Linked DNA regions of Mus musculus: region 2 is linked to region 1. A link is a loop called in an ENCODE intact Hi-C map of the cell type or tissue named here. Cell type or tissue: heart. All regions are shown on one strand.

The links. Peaks named below come from ENCODE experiments on the same cell type or tissue, not always from the same donor. Only the 100,000 strongest peaks of a DNase experiment are listed, where the experiment ranks them.
Region 2: it touches region 1 in a loop (6-fold over the local background); 20 of 42 quality-filtered maps call a loop at or near these places.

The regions. Positions count from the first base shown.
Region 1 is chr6:97,246,931-97,254,930 of GRCm38, reverse strand. Lmod3 (leiomodin 3 (fetal)) reads left to right here and starts at 2,174. Exons shown (of 3, transcript NM_001081157.2): 1 at 2,174-2,653; 2 at 6,367-7,761. The coding sequence starts at 2,360. Gm32191 (a long non-coding RNA gene) reads right to left here and starts at 2,027. Exons shown (of 4, transcript XR_869294.2): 1 at 1,821-2,027. In heart, CTCF peaks have their summits at 3,765 (motif pointing left) and 5,921 (motif pointing right); DNase peaks (open chromatin) are centred at 2,000 and 3,750; H3K4me3 peaks cover 2,258 bases; H3K27ac peaks cover 2,984 bases.
Region 2 is chr6:97,412,224-97,420,223 of GRCm38, reverse strand. Frmd4b (FERM domain containing 4B) reads left to right here. Exons shown (of 23, transcript NM_001346637.1): 4 at 7,644-7,736. Among named protein-coding and RNA genes, the nearest start is that of Frmd4b, 72 kb to the left of the region's middle. In heart, CTCF peaks have their summits at 3,070 (motif pointing right), 4,704 and 5,928 (motif pointing right); a DNase peak (open chromatin) is centred at 3,043; H3K27ac peaks cover 399 bases.

The sequences.
Region 1 (8,000 bases):
TATGTATATATATATGTATATATGTGTATATGTATATAATTAACCATGGAATAACACTAAGAGAACCACTTAGGTCTTCACATGAAATACATTTAATTTTTCATATTCTTTGACCCTGTAATTTGACTTCTTAGAATTTATCCAACTTAACCTAAGCAAATAAACTTGGGTGCATACAACCATGTAGCTAGTAAGATGTTCATTGAAGCCTGTTTGTACTTCTGAGAAATGAAAACAGTTTAGATATGTAACAATTAAGGATTGGTTATATGAACTATGCACTTTATAAATTATAGCTCTTTACAGAGAGATCTTAAAAGTTATGTTTTTCTAGAATATGTAATTACCTCAAAAGTAATCTGATTTGATCAAGGAGAAAACAGAGAGCAGACTGGATATGGGTGGTGCTTGCCTGTAGTCATGACACATGGCTGTCAGAGGCATGAGGATAGCTACAAGATCAAGACCAGCCATGCCACGACGTGTGTTCCAAAGCTACCTAACAAAACTATGTCAAAAACAAACAATAAACCAAAGAGCACAGGGCTAGGGGCGAAGCCAAGGGCAGAGTTGACTTCCAAGGTCAAATTGCCAAAGGCTATAAAGATGGCATGTTGATCCAGAGTTCCTATTTCTAAAGAAATGACTGAGACAAGCCAAAGCATTCATTGCAATTGCTCTCAACAGGGAAATAAGGTGAAAAATTCACACTCTCTCTTGTTCTGTATCTTATGTTCCTGTTTGTACAAAAATATCTAAATTTCTGAGTAAAGAGTTGCAAAACTCAGAATTTGACAATAGTTAGCCTATGGTGACACACGCCTTTAATTCCAGCACTTGGGAGGCAGAAGCAGGCAGATCTCTGGGTTCAAGTCCAGCCTGGTCTACAGAGTGAGTTCCAGGACAGCCAGGACTACACAGAAGGACTCTTGTCTCTGGAAAAAAATATAAAAATATAATATATATGAAATATATAAATATATAATGGTGAAGCCTTTCTCCAGCCCAGCCCTCTAGACACCTATACCCCTCCCTAAAATCACGTGAAATGTTTGGTTTCTTATTTATTATTCAATAATCTATCTCACTGATATTTTTATATTTATCTATTTGGGTTGTGTTGGAGACAGGGTCTCTCTATGTAGCCCTTTTTGTCCTGGAACTTGCTATGTAAACCAGGCTGAGCTTGAACTCACAGAGATCTGCCTGCCTCTGCCTCCTGAGTACAAGTACAAAGAGACTAAAGGCATCCAGAACCTGGCCTGGCTCTTATTTTTATTTATGTACATTTGTTTAACTTACTGTCTCAAGACTATCCTGTCATGCACACTGTTTTAGAGTTTTGTGTAGCCAGCTAATGTATACAATTGTGCTTTCACCTTGGTGGGAGTGTATCTGAGGTATATACCTCAAAAGGTAGGGTTGTTGGATCAACATAAATGTATGTTAGCAATTTGAAAAAAATTAGTGTCCCTCCCCCACAGTTTACAAAGAAACTCTTTTCATGTCCCTTTTCTCCCAGTATTTCAACAGTATGATTACAAACATTCTCTTCAGAGCCATCTTAATTTAGCTAGGTTTGATAAACACTTACTAAAGACATAAATGGTTTTAAACCCCTTACATGGCCCCTCTCCCTTACATGGAAATTCAGGGCCTTGTTATCCCCATCTGTCAGGTCACAGGATCTAGGTGCAGATAAGAGCAGCTTGCACCGGTTCACTTACACAGGGGTGAATACCATAGCAAGACCTGAGCTGTTCCCTTCAGAGGCACGGCTTCCAGAGCCTGCTGGAAAGATCAGGCAAAGCCCAGCTCACCGGCCACCTTCAGGGGACGACGCTTCTATTCCAGGAGAAACTGCATTTGCTGGCTGGATTTTCATTCTGATGTTTTGTGAGTTGTTTAGATAAGCAGCAGCAGGCTCCCCGGGAGATCTAGAGCATGGGGTGTGGGCTCCCTGGGGTGGGAGGGCTTTAGAAAAGAATGCGTTTATTCCTGCAGAGATTCCATAGCCCGGCTACTCGCTGTCTAGCCCAGCAGCTGTACTGAAATGTCAGATGGATTTGTCCAGATGACTCAAGTTGCCAAAAAGGGACTCATGTAGTAGTTCCACAACTTGACTCTGCCCAGAAAACCTTGCTTAATATAGATCCCACATGAGCTGAGCTATAGTCACTCCCAGCAGCTCAACCAACACCATTGAGTGAGAAAATCTCTCAAGGGTGGGTTGGCCTAAGATATTTGTTAATTAGAAGACACTGAGGTGTTTGCATACTGATTCCTTCTTTAAAATATATCATATTGGATTATTTCTTCTTTTCTGGTGATCTAGAAACAGATAGAAAAAAAGTAAACTATGTCGGGGCACAGCAGGAATTCGGAGCAAGAAGACACCCTTAGTGAGGAGCTCGATGAAGACGAACTCCTAGCCAACTTATCCCCTGAAGAGCTGAAGGAACTGCAGTCAGAGATGGAAGTCATGGCCCCTGACCCCCACCTTCCTGTGGGGATGATCCAAAAGGATCAAACAGACAAGGCACCCACAGGAAACTTCAACCATAAGTCTCTCGTTGATTACATGTATTTGCAAAAGGCGTCTAGACGCATGCTGGAAGATGAACGAGTTCCTGTCAGTTTTGTGCAGTCTGAGGTAACCAGGGATCTGTGTGGGACACAAATGGCTGCCGGGACTGGGCTGGCAGGGTAGTGTTTTGCAATTGTGATTTCTCAAGACTGAATGAAATGTGTGATTCTGTTTTGGATTTTGGCACACCTAAATTAAATTATAATATTAAGTTCTAGCCCAGGCTGTAACTTTCTGAAAAAATAGTATAATTGCAAGGTAGTGGGGAGAAGGTGATAACCTCTTGTCAGTGTTTCTCTTTCAACATTGGCACCAGGGTCTCTGTGTGGAGTTGGTGGTCTGTAGCCATGAATGACATGTAATGGTTTAACACAGAAACAGCTCTTCTGTCTTTTTTTTTTTTTTTTTGGCTTCTCCTTTTGAGAAGCTTGTCCAAATTCTACTCCACATTTCTCCAGACTACTTATGCACATACGATATTTTACATATAATGTCAAAGATTCCCCACTTCTGAAGAAATCTGGCCATACACTAAGCCAAACCCAAGACTGAAAACGTGGGCACACTGTATGTGCATTGGGCATCAGTGATGACACCTGAAAATTGATGTCTAAGAAGGAATCTTCAAGAGAGTCCTCTCTTGAGATACTTATCTAAAAACTAGAGCTGGCATGAGTTTTGTATAAAGCACAGTTAAAATTTAATTACATTTTTTTATTATTAGGTGTGTGTGTGTGTGTGTGTGTGTGTGTGTAAGTGTGTGAGTGTGTGTGTAGGTCAAGCGAGGTGGCAGGTACCTTTACCTGATAAGCCGTCTTGATGGTTCTAAAGGACAAATTTTAATGTTGCACTTAAAAATGATTGAGAAGAAAGAAGACAGATTTCTTATGTATGGTTTCTTTGGGGCCACCTGCTAGACACAGGTGCATGTTGTCACATTGGTGTGATAGAAGACAGTAGTGAGCATTAAGCAGAAACTGAAGTCCAGGAAATAAATTTCAGGCTTGATCAGACCAGAGCTTATCGTGTCCTTTGCAGACCTCTTACAATTGCACTTCTGTGAGTTCGAAGACAATTCCATACAAAGACCAGTTTTAGGAGGACTACAGACAAAAACCAATGCTTTTGTTTCCTCGTGTGCATTAAACAGCTTGATAATTGGCTCCCCCTGCTGGAGCAGATGAGACATGGGGTGTTTTAGGAGGTAGTTTAAGGACAATGTTGTCAACTGTCATGTATCACCAGCGTTGAGTTCTTGCTCAGAACACTGCATGTCAGACTTCTCCACCAGCTTTGGGAATTACAGCCGCAAGATGCACAGACGCACACAAAGTGGAGAAGGATTCAGGAGAAGCTAGTGGACTCTGATCTGAAGCCTGCCTTTTCCCTTCCCAGACACTGCAGAGTTGTAAATCTCACCCTAATCCTGTTCCATTTCAAGGCTGGCTCTTTCCTCAATGCGCTTTGCTTCAGAGACTAGTGAGTAATGAAGGTGGTTTCCCCAGAGCTAGGATTCAAACCAAGGTTTTAAAAACACACTCCAGGTTATCAGAGTAGTCTCCTTCCCCTGCACCATGTCACAGTCTCAGAGCCTCAGGAAATGCAACATCATGCGTGTCTCCGAGAGCAGTGGATACTTTAGGAAGGGTAGAAGGAATATTTTCTTTTTGAGATAAGGGTTTCTCTCTGTAGCCCTGGCTGTCTTGGAACTCACTCTGTAGACAAGTCTGGCCTCAAATTCACAGAGATCCACCTGCCTCTGCCTCCCAGGGCTGGAATGAAAGGCGTGTCCCACCAGAGCTCGGCAGGAAGCTATTTTCTAACAGAGCTCTGTGGAGTAGAAACACTCCCTTTCAAATACACATGGAACAAAGGCTTTGCTACAGGGATCTAAAAATCTGTATCAGTTCCAAATATGTTTTAACAATCATCTTTTAAAATATCGAATCTGTGGGTTGGGGATTTAGCTCAGTGGTAGAGCGCTGCTTGCCTAGCAAGCACAAGGCCCTGGGTTCGGTCCTCAGCTCTTGGAAAAATAAATAAATAAATAAGTAAATAAATAAATAAAATAGCATCTGAAAACAAAATTAACTAACTTTTATTTGAATGTACTTGGTCTTGTGTATCCTCAGGGACTCCATCCTTGAATTCAACGAATTGTGAACTGAAAACACTAAAAAAGGTTTATTTGTTTATTTATTTATTTGCCATGTGGACTGGATATATACAGACACTTTTTTCTTTTTTAAAATAAAACAGTCCCTGTTTGCATCATGTATAGCAGCTATTAGGGTGTCTAGAAACAGGGTAAAATGTCTCATATGGGCAGGCGGGGTGTAGGATAGAAATGTGCATACACATATATATGTATGTACGGGCACAACCCCAAGCGTGTGTCTGCAAAAGTTCCTCCTAACTTGGTTGGTTTTGCTCACCGTGGGATCCTCTGTAGCAGCAACACAAGGCAAATGTAAAACCAAAGGCTGCACAATGCAGGTAGCAGGCACGCGGCAGACGTTCAGTTCCTCCAGGGGTTACCTTCCTGACTCAGAAAAACAAAAACAAGGCTTTGATAATAATTATAGAAGTGTTTTCCTGTACATATATAAATTTGTACGTGTACATATATGGAATAACATTACACATACGGTTTATTAGATTGAGTTAGTTCACTTAAAATGGTTTTCATTAAAGTTTTTGTTTGGTTTGGTTTGGTTTTGAGACAGGGTCTCTCTATGTAGCTCTGGGTAGTAGAGACACATTATTTAGACCATATGCTGGCCCAGAACCCAGAGACTTGCCTGCCTCTGCCTCCGGAAAGGTGAAGTTAAAGGCAGGTGCCACCATGCCTGGCTTTAAGTTTTTACAAAATCTTTTGTGTATGTGTGGTTTTTTTATGTATGTGTGTTTCTGTGTATGAATGTGTGTGTGTGTGTGTATGTGTGTGTGTGTGTGTGTGTGTGTGCATGTGTGTCAGAGAGGGAGGGAGAAGGAGAGGGAGAGGGAGAGGGAAGACCACCTTAGGTGTCAGTCACAGCATTCACCTGTTTGAGTCAGGGTCTCTTAGTCTCTTAATCACCACTGGCTGGCAGGCTTAGCTGGCCCGGAGCCTTCAGAGATTCTTCTGTCTCCATCTCCTGTCTTTCATCTTACTTTATGTGGGTGCTGAAAGTTTGAACTGGGGTCCTCAGATTCTTAGGCTGGTACAGCCAGTACTTTACCCACAGAACCATTTCCCCAGCCCTAAAAATATTTTGAAAGACTATTTTTTTTTAGATTTATTTATTTATTATATGTAAGTACACTGTAGCTGTTCTCAGATACTCCAGAAGAGGGCATCAGATTTCGTTACGGATGGTTGTGAGCCACCATGTGGTTGCTGGGATTTGAACTCGGGACCTTCAGAAGAGCAGTTGGCGCTCTTAACCACTGAGCCATCTCGCCAGCCTTTGAAAGACTTTTTTATGTTTAATTGTGTGTGCATGCACGCATGCATGTGCATTCCTTTGTGAGATTAGCCTTAGTTTATTTGAGTACAGTACCTAAGGAGGCCGGAAGAGGGTGTCAGGTCCCTGGAGCTGGAGTTAAGAGAAGCTGTAAGCAGCTAGAAGAGGGTGTGGGGAAACAAAATCAGGTCCTCTGAAAAGGCAGCAAACATTTCTTAACTGCTGAGCCATCTCTCCAGCCCCCTAAAAAATACTTTAAACCCCAGTAGACATTGTTATATTTTGTATTTCCTTGCTGCTATGGATTCTAATTGGTGTAAACCTTTCTTTTAGAAAAACACTCAAAACCAGCGTGAAGTAGGAGACAAGGGCATTAAAAACATGCCCCAGTTTTTAAAAGAAAAGCTCAATAGTGAAATCCTTGCAAAAAAAAGAGAATCAAATGGGAGCAACAATGTACAAGAAGCAGAAGATGATGATGAAGATGAAGAGGAGGAGGAGGAAGATGACGAAGATGAAGAGGAGGAGGAAGAAGATGAAGAGGATGATGAAGGGGAAGAGGATGAAGATGGTGAACAAGCCAACAGAGAAAAAAATGACGCAAAAGAACAAATCCACAACAATCCGGGCACCTACCAGCAACTGGCTACTAAAACAGCGCACGAGCAAAAAGACACATCAGAGACCAAAGAAAAAGGTGAGAAGAAAATAGCCAAATTAGACCCTAAGAAGTTAGCTCTAGATACCAGTTTTCTGAAGGTAAGTGCGAGGCCCTCAGGGAACCAGACAGACCTGGACGGGAGCTTGAGACGAGTGAGACAGAACGACCCCGACATGAAGGAACTCAACCTGAACAACATTGAAAATATCCCTAAAGAAATGTTGCTGGACTTCGTCAATGCCATGAAGAAAAACAAACACATCAAAACCTTCAGTTTAGCCAACGTCGGTGCTGATGAGAGCGTAGCGTTTGCCCTGGCCAACATGCTGCGGGAAAACAGGAGCGTCACCACCCTCAATATTGAGTCCAACTTCATCACTGGGAAGGGCATCGTGGCCATCATGAGGTGCCTCCAGTTCAATGAAACGCTAACTGAACTTCGGTTTCACAACCAGAGACATATGCTAGGTCACCACGCCGAGATGGAAATATCCAGGCTTCTGAAGGCCAACACCACTCTGTTGAAGATGGGCTACCATTTCGAGCTTCCGGGTCCCAGAATGGTGGTAACGAATCTGCTTACCAGGAACCAGGATAAACGGAGGCAGAAACGACAGGAGGAACAGCAGCAGCAGCAACTTAAAGAGCAGAGAAAGCTGATAGCTATGTTGGAGAATGGGTTGGGGCTGCCCCCTGGGATGTGGGAGAGGTTGGGAGGACCCATGCCCGACCCCAGAATGCAGGAGTTCTTCCAGCCTGCATCTGGGCGGCCCCTCGATGCTCAGGAAGTCCCCTTTGGTTCAAGAAAGGAAATGATCAAAAATCCGCCCCAGCCTCCACAGTGCAAGACGGACCCTGACTCCTTCAGGGTGGTGAAGCTGAAGAGAATTCAGCGCAAATCTCGAATGCCGGAAGCCAGAGAGGCACAGGAGAAAACCAACCTCAAAGATGTAATCAAAACGCTCAAGCCAGTGCCGAGAAATAGGCCGCCCCCGCTGGTGGAAATCACTCCCAGAGACCAGCTCTTGAATGACATCCGACACAGCAATGTCGCCTACCTTAAACCTGTAAGTAACAGGAGGGAGAAAAGACGAACGCTTCCCTGTGCCCCTTCCCACTCTCTCTTGTCTATGTTATATTTTAGTTTTGAGACAGGCCCCCATGTGTTTCAGGCTGACCTCGAATCTACTAGGTATTGAGGGTGGTGTATCCCACCATACCTGGTTTATGTGGGGATTGATGTCAGGGCTTTGTGCGCGCTAGGCAAGGGCACTACCAAATGAGCTATATCCTCTGTGCCAGCCCC
Region 2 (8,000 bases), 170 kb before region 1:
CACCAGTACTTAGCCAGAAGGCCTCAAGAAGTTCACATGAGTCAGTGGTTCGACTGCCTTACACACGTGGGCAGAATGCATGTGTGAATGAAAGCATGTAAGACGCATGGACATGAACACATAGTAGCTGGATGATATGCTATGAACTGAAATTGCCATGAGCACTGTCATTCAGGAGACCATATTGAGATGGCGCTAAAAGTCTGAAGACTAGAATAATGCATTTCTGTAATGAATGTCTCCTGGGCGTCTACAGCTACCAGATGGTATGCTAGATCCCTGGGATTCAGCTGTGAGCAATGTAGTTAAGATCTCTGCCTGGAAGAGTTGCTATTGCAATGCCGTGATCTACTTTAACAAGCAAAGAGATGATAAGAAAATACCAGAAACTCTGAATGCACTGGGATCGTGTGAGATGACACATTAAGGAAAGCTGGTGGGGCCAATTTTAGACAGAGTGGGCCAGGATGATGTCTGGAAGACAGCTTGCATCGAACACCAAGAACTGGCTCTAAAAACAAAAGCCAAATTATTCAAAGATGGAGCCCAGTTTGACTTTTGTGTTTTGTTTTAATATGATGATGGTTGGTTTGGGACAGGACCTCAAATACTCCAGGCAGACTTTGAACTCCTGACCCTCCTACACTACCCTCAGTCCTGGGGTTATATGTATGTGCCACCATGCTTGACTTAGTTTCTGTTTTAAGGGATGTAGGGAAAGCCACTGTGGCTGATGTGCAGAAAGCAGGAAGGAAAGAGGTCCAAGATTTGGCTAAGAGCGAGATGGGGAAGATATCACAGAGTCCTGAAGCTGTGTGATCTGACAACCACATTGGACATCTCTACCACTCCGGTTTCATACCTATATCCTGTGCATAACAATAGTCCTCACACAGCAAATGCCATTTGAGAGACTATTGTGGCTATTATTATTCTAGGGGCTTGCTACATCCCCTTGTTGCTTTTGAATATCTACTAGGGGCTCCTACCCCACTTTAGATCATTTAGTTCCCAAATAAAAATCACAGAGACCTCTAGGTTTATAATAAGCTTTGGAGCACTAGAGCTGGGCAGATATCAACCCTCTACGCTATTTTGTCTGTTTCCCTGTCAATAACGCCAAGTTACTACTTGCCCTGTTTCCTTTAGGCCACTCCTGCTCTATCAGGCTGGCCCTTGTGGGCATGATCTCACAGTCCATGCTACCCCGTGGTGACCTCTTCCTTCTTCTCCTCACTCTCCTGGTCGTGGTCCCTCCTGAGACCACAAGCCTGGGAACCTCACTTCATCCTCTCTTTTCTGCCCAGCCCAGGATGTAGGCATTGTATTTAGCCAATCAGGGATAACTTAGGGCAGGGGGCAAGGTTTAGGAGCATCATTTGGTGTATATGAGAATCTCCTCCATGGGGGACATAGATCTTGGGGGACAGTATTTAGCGTTTGAATACATAGCAGCTGCAGTCCAACCCCTTACAGGAGACCCATGATCCGGTGCTACGTTCTGTGCTTCAGGCATATTAAGTAAGGATGCAGAGTCCAGAGCACAGGCACACATGTAAGAGAGGCTTTGCCCAGCACTGGTGTGATCTCACAGAATTATCTCTAGAACTGGGCGAGACACACAGCGTCCACAGAGGGGAGAGGAGGTGACAGTCTAGGCAAGCATCACTTGAAACAAACGTACCCTGTGCTCTTGCTAAGTGGGAAGGCACCAGCCTGGGAGTGGACAAGATCACAGGTGAACCCCTCGAGGCACAGGGATGGCAATGCCGCCACTGAAGGAGGTCCGAGGAGGGAGGACAGGATTTAGAACTACAGCGTCAGCACTGGAAAGAGGGGGCCAGATCATGTGGAGAGGCAGAAGCCCTAAACACAGTGCTTTGTCCAGACATTGAAACTTGCTTCACGAAGAAAGGGAAAAGATCTGAGGGTGCTGCCACGTCCCTGTAATCCTAGCCCCTGGAGAGTGAAAACAGGTGTACCGGAAACTCTAGGCCAGCCTCACGCATACAGGGAACTCTATCAGGAAAAGAGGGGCTGAGTGAGGGCTCTTTGGGTAATAGAGCTTACTAACACAGTCATGAGGACCTGAGTTCTAATCCCTAGAATCCACGTTTTAAAAAAAAAAAAAAAAAAAAGCCTGGATCCGTGTGTCTGCGGCCCTGGGAAGGAGAAGGAAAAAAGAATTGCTGGGATTTGCTGATTGACAGCCTAACTCCAGATTCAATAACAAACCCTGCCACAAGGGAGTAAGTAAGACCGAGAGTTATAAACAAAGCAAGATGCCCACTGCTCTCTTCTGATCTCTGCATGCATGTGTGCAGATATGCCACAAACACATATGTCACACACATACCAAAACACAGTATGAATGATTTTCTTTGAGGACTTGGCCACCAGCTTCCTTGTCTACCCTGGGACTTGTGGGCTCCTTTCCGACATACTCTTCTTGGACCCCAGGAGTCAAACCTTAACAGTTTGCCCTGACTCTCCTACAGGTAGCAGGCAACACGAAATGTCAGGATTACAACCAGCTGTCGAAGGTGTCTCCTGGCTCTGGTTGTGTTTATTTTCAGCAGTGTGAGGAGGTCTTTTCTGTAAGATGGAAGGTCTTAGCCATTTCCACCTTTCCGGGGAACAGGCCTGGAAACGTATTTATGTCTAAGGGTGTCTCCTCGGAAAGTCTTGGTCACAAGCCTAGTTCTTTGTCTGATGAATATTTTTGGAAGGTCCCTACCCCGTAAGCTTTCTGTCCACCCCCGTGAAGCCCCGTGAAGCCAACACGTCGGATCCCTCCCTTTCAGGGTCCTCATGCCCTCCTCGGTGCCACATCAGCCTTGAGACGGTGGTAAACTGAACAGAGGAAGGCAGGGCTGCAAGGGACAGTGTCAATGACTGTCTTTGTCCCAGCTCAGAGAACCAGAAGAGAAGCTGGAGAAGGACCACAGTTACATAAGGAAGGCAGCCAAGCCAACCAAGTCAAGCAGTTGCCTGACAGAGAGGGGCAGAATTCCTAAGGCTTGCTATAGGCGTCCCAGCTCTGTGTGCAGGGCGGCCTTCCGCCTCTAGAGGGCAGCCTCAGCCCTCCTTCCCCACAAGGGGCCCTTCCTGTCACCTCCCTTCATCCATTTTGGAAAACCTTTGCTGAGGGACTTTTGTTAATGAAGAAACAACATATAAGCTTTGCAACACAATGGCTTTGGATCGCTGTCCCTTCTGGTAGACAATGGAGCTTCCACCGTATAGAATCCAAACCAAAGAGAAAACATGGCTTGTGGTTACAAGTGTTTGTCTTTTGATCATTTGGTTGGTTGGTTGGTTTAATTAGTTTGTTTTGTTGTTGTTGTTGTTGTTAACTAGAGTTCATACTTATTGATTAAAACACTTAAAAACAGCAAGATAAAAACATTAAATGAGCCTCAACGCATCTTTGTATTTAGGCATAGATAGGTCATTTTCTTTTATTCCTCAGAGCCTTCATTCAAATGAAAGGACTGTAAATAGACTTTAAAAAACAAAATGAAGAAAAAAATCTAATATATGTATTGGTGGTACATGCCTACAACCTCAGCCCTTCAGAAGCTGAGGCAGGAGGGTCATGAGATTGAGGCTGACTTGAACTGCATGTCGAATCCAAGGCCAGAAACTTCATAGCAGAGGGAGGCCAGTCTCAGTGATAAACAGCAGAATCTAAGCCAGCTGTAGAGCTCATGTTAGAGCTCTTGCCCAGCATACACAAACATTCAACTCCCAACAGAAGAAAAAAGTTCAATCTCTAATACACACTTTCACACTTTAAAGGTATATGTCTATTACATAGACATAAATATCTTCTTGGAGTATTTATTGTGGTTAAGGACAGATCTCCCCACTGTGACTGTCCAAAGAGGTAACCAGAACCCACACCTTGTTCTATATCTGTCCGGAATTTTTTATAGCTTTTAAAAAAGATATTTCCTTTACTTATATTTCAAATGTTATTCCCTTTCCTGGTTTTCCCTCCGGAAATCCCCTTTCCCATCCCCCCCACCCCCCGTCCCCGTCACTAACCCACCCACTCCTGATTCCCTGTAGGGGCATCGAGCCTTCTCAGGACCAAGGGCCTCTCCTTCCATTGATATCCAACAAGGCCATCCTCTGCTACATATGCAGCTGTAGCCATGGGTCCCTCCATGAGTACTCTTTGGTTGTTGGTTTAGTTGGGAGCTCTGGGGGTACTGGTTGGTTCATATTGTTGTTCCTCCTATGGGGCTGCAAGCTCCTTCAGCTCCTTTGGTCCTTTCTCTAGCTCCTCCATTGGGGACCTTGTGCTCAGTCCAATGGTTGGCTGAGAGCATCCACCTCTTTATTTGTCAGGCACTGGCAAAGCCTCTCAGGAGACAGCTATATCAGCCTTCTGTCAGCAAGCACTTGTTGGCATCCATAATAGTGTCTGGGTTTGGTGCCCAGATGGGGCAGTCTCTGGCTGGAATTCTACATTAAACTTTTCCTCCATGTTTAATTACGGCTTGCCTCTACTTCCGTGTCCAATCCAATTTCAATGTGCTGTGTGTGTGGAATGAACTCGCCTCGTTCATTCCTACACAGGGTTCTATGCAGGCTCATAGAAACATGTTACACATCTTAAATCATGCCACATCTGTGTAAAGAAAGAATAAAGGACATACCCACCCATGATGGTGTCTCACACCCTCTAGAGGCAGGATTGATGTGCAAGGCCATCCTGGCTGCACGATGAGATCCTCTTTCAATATCTCTCCCAAAGAAAAGGATAGAATGAGGAAGGGGAAAGGAAATAGGGAGAGAAGGGGGGAGGAAGAGGAAAAGGAGAAGGGGGAAGAATTCAAAGTTAGTCTTATCTGCTATATGGAACCTTGAAGGGTTAAAATTGATGTGCCGTGTATTTAAACATATATCTTTTAACAGCTTTGAAGCTGAAGTGTCCGTAAGTCTCACATTAAACATGACAAAATATAATGTAATAATCCTTTAACTTTAGCTTTTTGTTTGAGTTTTTTTTTTTCTTTTTTTCCACTGATTCAAAGAAAACTTTCCCAAAGTTCCACCAAGAAAATCTTGGGACAGTTCCCAGTTCCCAGCAGCCATATCTTGTAACTATAGAAACAAATACACAGAAACTGAGCGCCATACTCTATAAGGTAGGAAGTCCTCTGGTATCACTTACCCCACATTGAGAGCTCTGGGTTCAAATTCCCAGCCCTGACGTTTTTCTTGCATATTTACTATAAAAGGTAACATTAATAAATAAAGACTTCCAACTTGGTTGATGTATATGATGGGAGGCAGTAAAGAAACCACTGGAATGGCTGTTCCACAGTATGGTAAGGAGTAAGGGTATTACTGTGAATAAGAACGAGGAAATGTCCAGAGGTATCAGGAGAAGTCCAAAGCAGAGAGAAAAAGAAGTAGACTGGACATGGCCAGGGTTGTCTATGAGAGAAGCTAGTGAGTGACATAGATCAGGGGCAGCAGACAATCAAGTGGGCTATGAAGACAAGTAGCTGTGAAGACAGAAGGGCAAGGAGGCTAGCCTAGACCTTTAAATGTATAGCAGGGACTTGTGAGTGTGGACTGAGGGACTTGGAGGACAGCCTGGGCTTTGATGGGCGACTAAGAGTACATCAATGGAGAGCCATTTCTTTCTGCCAGAAGCCAGGATAACGACTCCTTTGTAAGGGTGGGAAAGGACTTGTTTTACAAATGTCCAGGTCATACTGGCTTTTATCTGATCTGACCTGACCACCAGAAGAAATCCTTTTTATAGTCTAGCCTGAGCTCATTTCTAGACACATGGGCTGCCTAAGACCTAAGAGTTGACAAAAGTGCTTGCTTAATAAAGAGTAGCTCTTATCATCTTTTTAAAATGATTTATTTGTGTATGTGAGTACACTGTATCTCTCTTCAGACCCACCAGAAGAGGGCATCAGATCCCATTACAGATACTTGTGAGCCGCCATGTGGTTGCTGGGAATTGAACTCAGGATCTCTGGAAGAGCAGTCAGTGCTCTTAACCACTGAGCCATCTCTCCAGCCCCAGCTGTTCTTATTTATACTGTTACTATTTGAGCCCAGCTTTCCCATTTGCCTTGTTGCTAACTTTTTAAAACTATTATGTGTAAACATATTTGCCTGCATGTGTGTATATGCGCCATGTGTATGGAGTGCCCATGGAGAACAGAAGGAGGCATTGGAACCCCCAGATGATTGGTTATGCGCCACCGTGTAGGTGCTAAGAACCGAACCGCAGGTCCTGTGCAAGAGCAGCCAGTGTTTGCTTCTGCCGAGCCCTCTCTCCAGCCCCCTTTTCTATCTACTTACACTGAATGACAGCTTGGAATTTCCTGGGTTTGTCCTTTAATTATTTATTCAAGGACCAAAATAGGCTGGAAAATGTTTTCCAGCTTATAACGGATTTTGCTGGAATTTGACATCCCCTTCCCACCACCAGAAATGTGTTCTGAAACTGGAATTAGTATAAGCACATTCAAGGAGGCTCTAAGATGGATAGGCCAGTTGAACAGCGTTGGAAGTCATGTAAACAATCCACGAAGCGTCAAGCCCGAAAGGTCAAGGTCTTGAGAGAACTGTTTATACCTGTGAACTGATGAGGCTTGGGAGTAAATATTTAAACATCTCTAAGTCATGTGTCCACAGAAAGAGCTGCAGAAGAGCGCTGGCTATGCATACACTGGAAACTCTACTGCTGTATTTGAGTCCCCTTCGTTTTATTAAACTAGAATCTTCCTCCTTCTTGACTAAAACGTGTCACATTTAACCTTTTATATGTGTGTGTAAAGATTAATTTAGTGTTGCTCAGTGTCTTAACCTCCCGAAGCATTTTCCATCTCTTATCTATTCTCTCAGCTTTTATAAATATGTGCATGCAATATATATGGATTTCCATTGGTTAAAAACTGGGCAAGCTGGACATGGTAGAGTAAACCTGGTATAGCAAGCCTTTGTTTCCATAAACAAAAGGCGGTATAGGTAATATATTGTACTTACTGTTGTTTTTTTATTAAAATTTTAAGTGTTTATTTGTTAATTAATTTTATTTGAGATGAGGTCTCACTGAGTAGTAGCTGGCCCAGACTCGTATAGATAATGCTAGCCTCAAACTCCCAGAGATCCACTTGCTTCTGCCTACCCGCTCCCCATGCTGGGATTAAAGGTGTGCATCACTAGGCCCAGGGAATCTTGCTCTTTTTTTTTTTTCTCTTTAATTTAAGATTTGTATCTCGAAAATTGTTCCAAGCAACTTTGCAAGCTTTTTTTAGGACCGCATTGCCTTTCTCTGTGCAGATTTAGGTAATTATTTTAACAATACCCTCTAAGTATTTGGATTATTTCAAGAGTTTTGACTATCAAAGTGAGTGATTTTTATATATGGGTCATTTTTTTTTTTGTAATGTGCAAGTTCCTCTTGACAAGCTTCTCCGGTTGGAAATTCTAGCTCACAAGTAGACGGGTACAGTAGGCGTGACAGACATTGCTGAAGTGGCCTCACGGCCCGTTGTCTTCCGTGCCTGGTGTGAGAGTGTGAGTGTTTCCAGGCAGCTGTGCCAGCACCGTGTGTTGCTGAACTTTCTGTGTCATCCTCGTCCTTTGCTTTGTTCTCGCAGGGGTCAAGAGAACTGGTTGCAGCTGGACCACAGAGTTCTGGAACATGATTTACCTAAGAAGCCCGGCCCAACTCTTCTGCACTTCGCTGTCAGGTACGCGTGAGTGCATCCAGCCTTCGCCGCCTTTCTTGCTTATTTTTATTTCTCAAGGTGTCTAGAAATCAGAGATAGTGAGTAAGAAGAGAAAAGACCCTATGAGAACATTACCATGAGAAAGAGATTGCCTACTGTCTTGGTTTAGGTTACCATAAAGATTATGTAGAGTTGTTTTCTTTGAAGATAAAGGAGAGAAGCATCCAGCTTTATTCCTCAAAGACTCTTAGAGTAAATGGAAGGCTGAGGAACCTGAGAGATTTA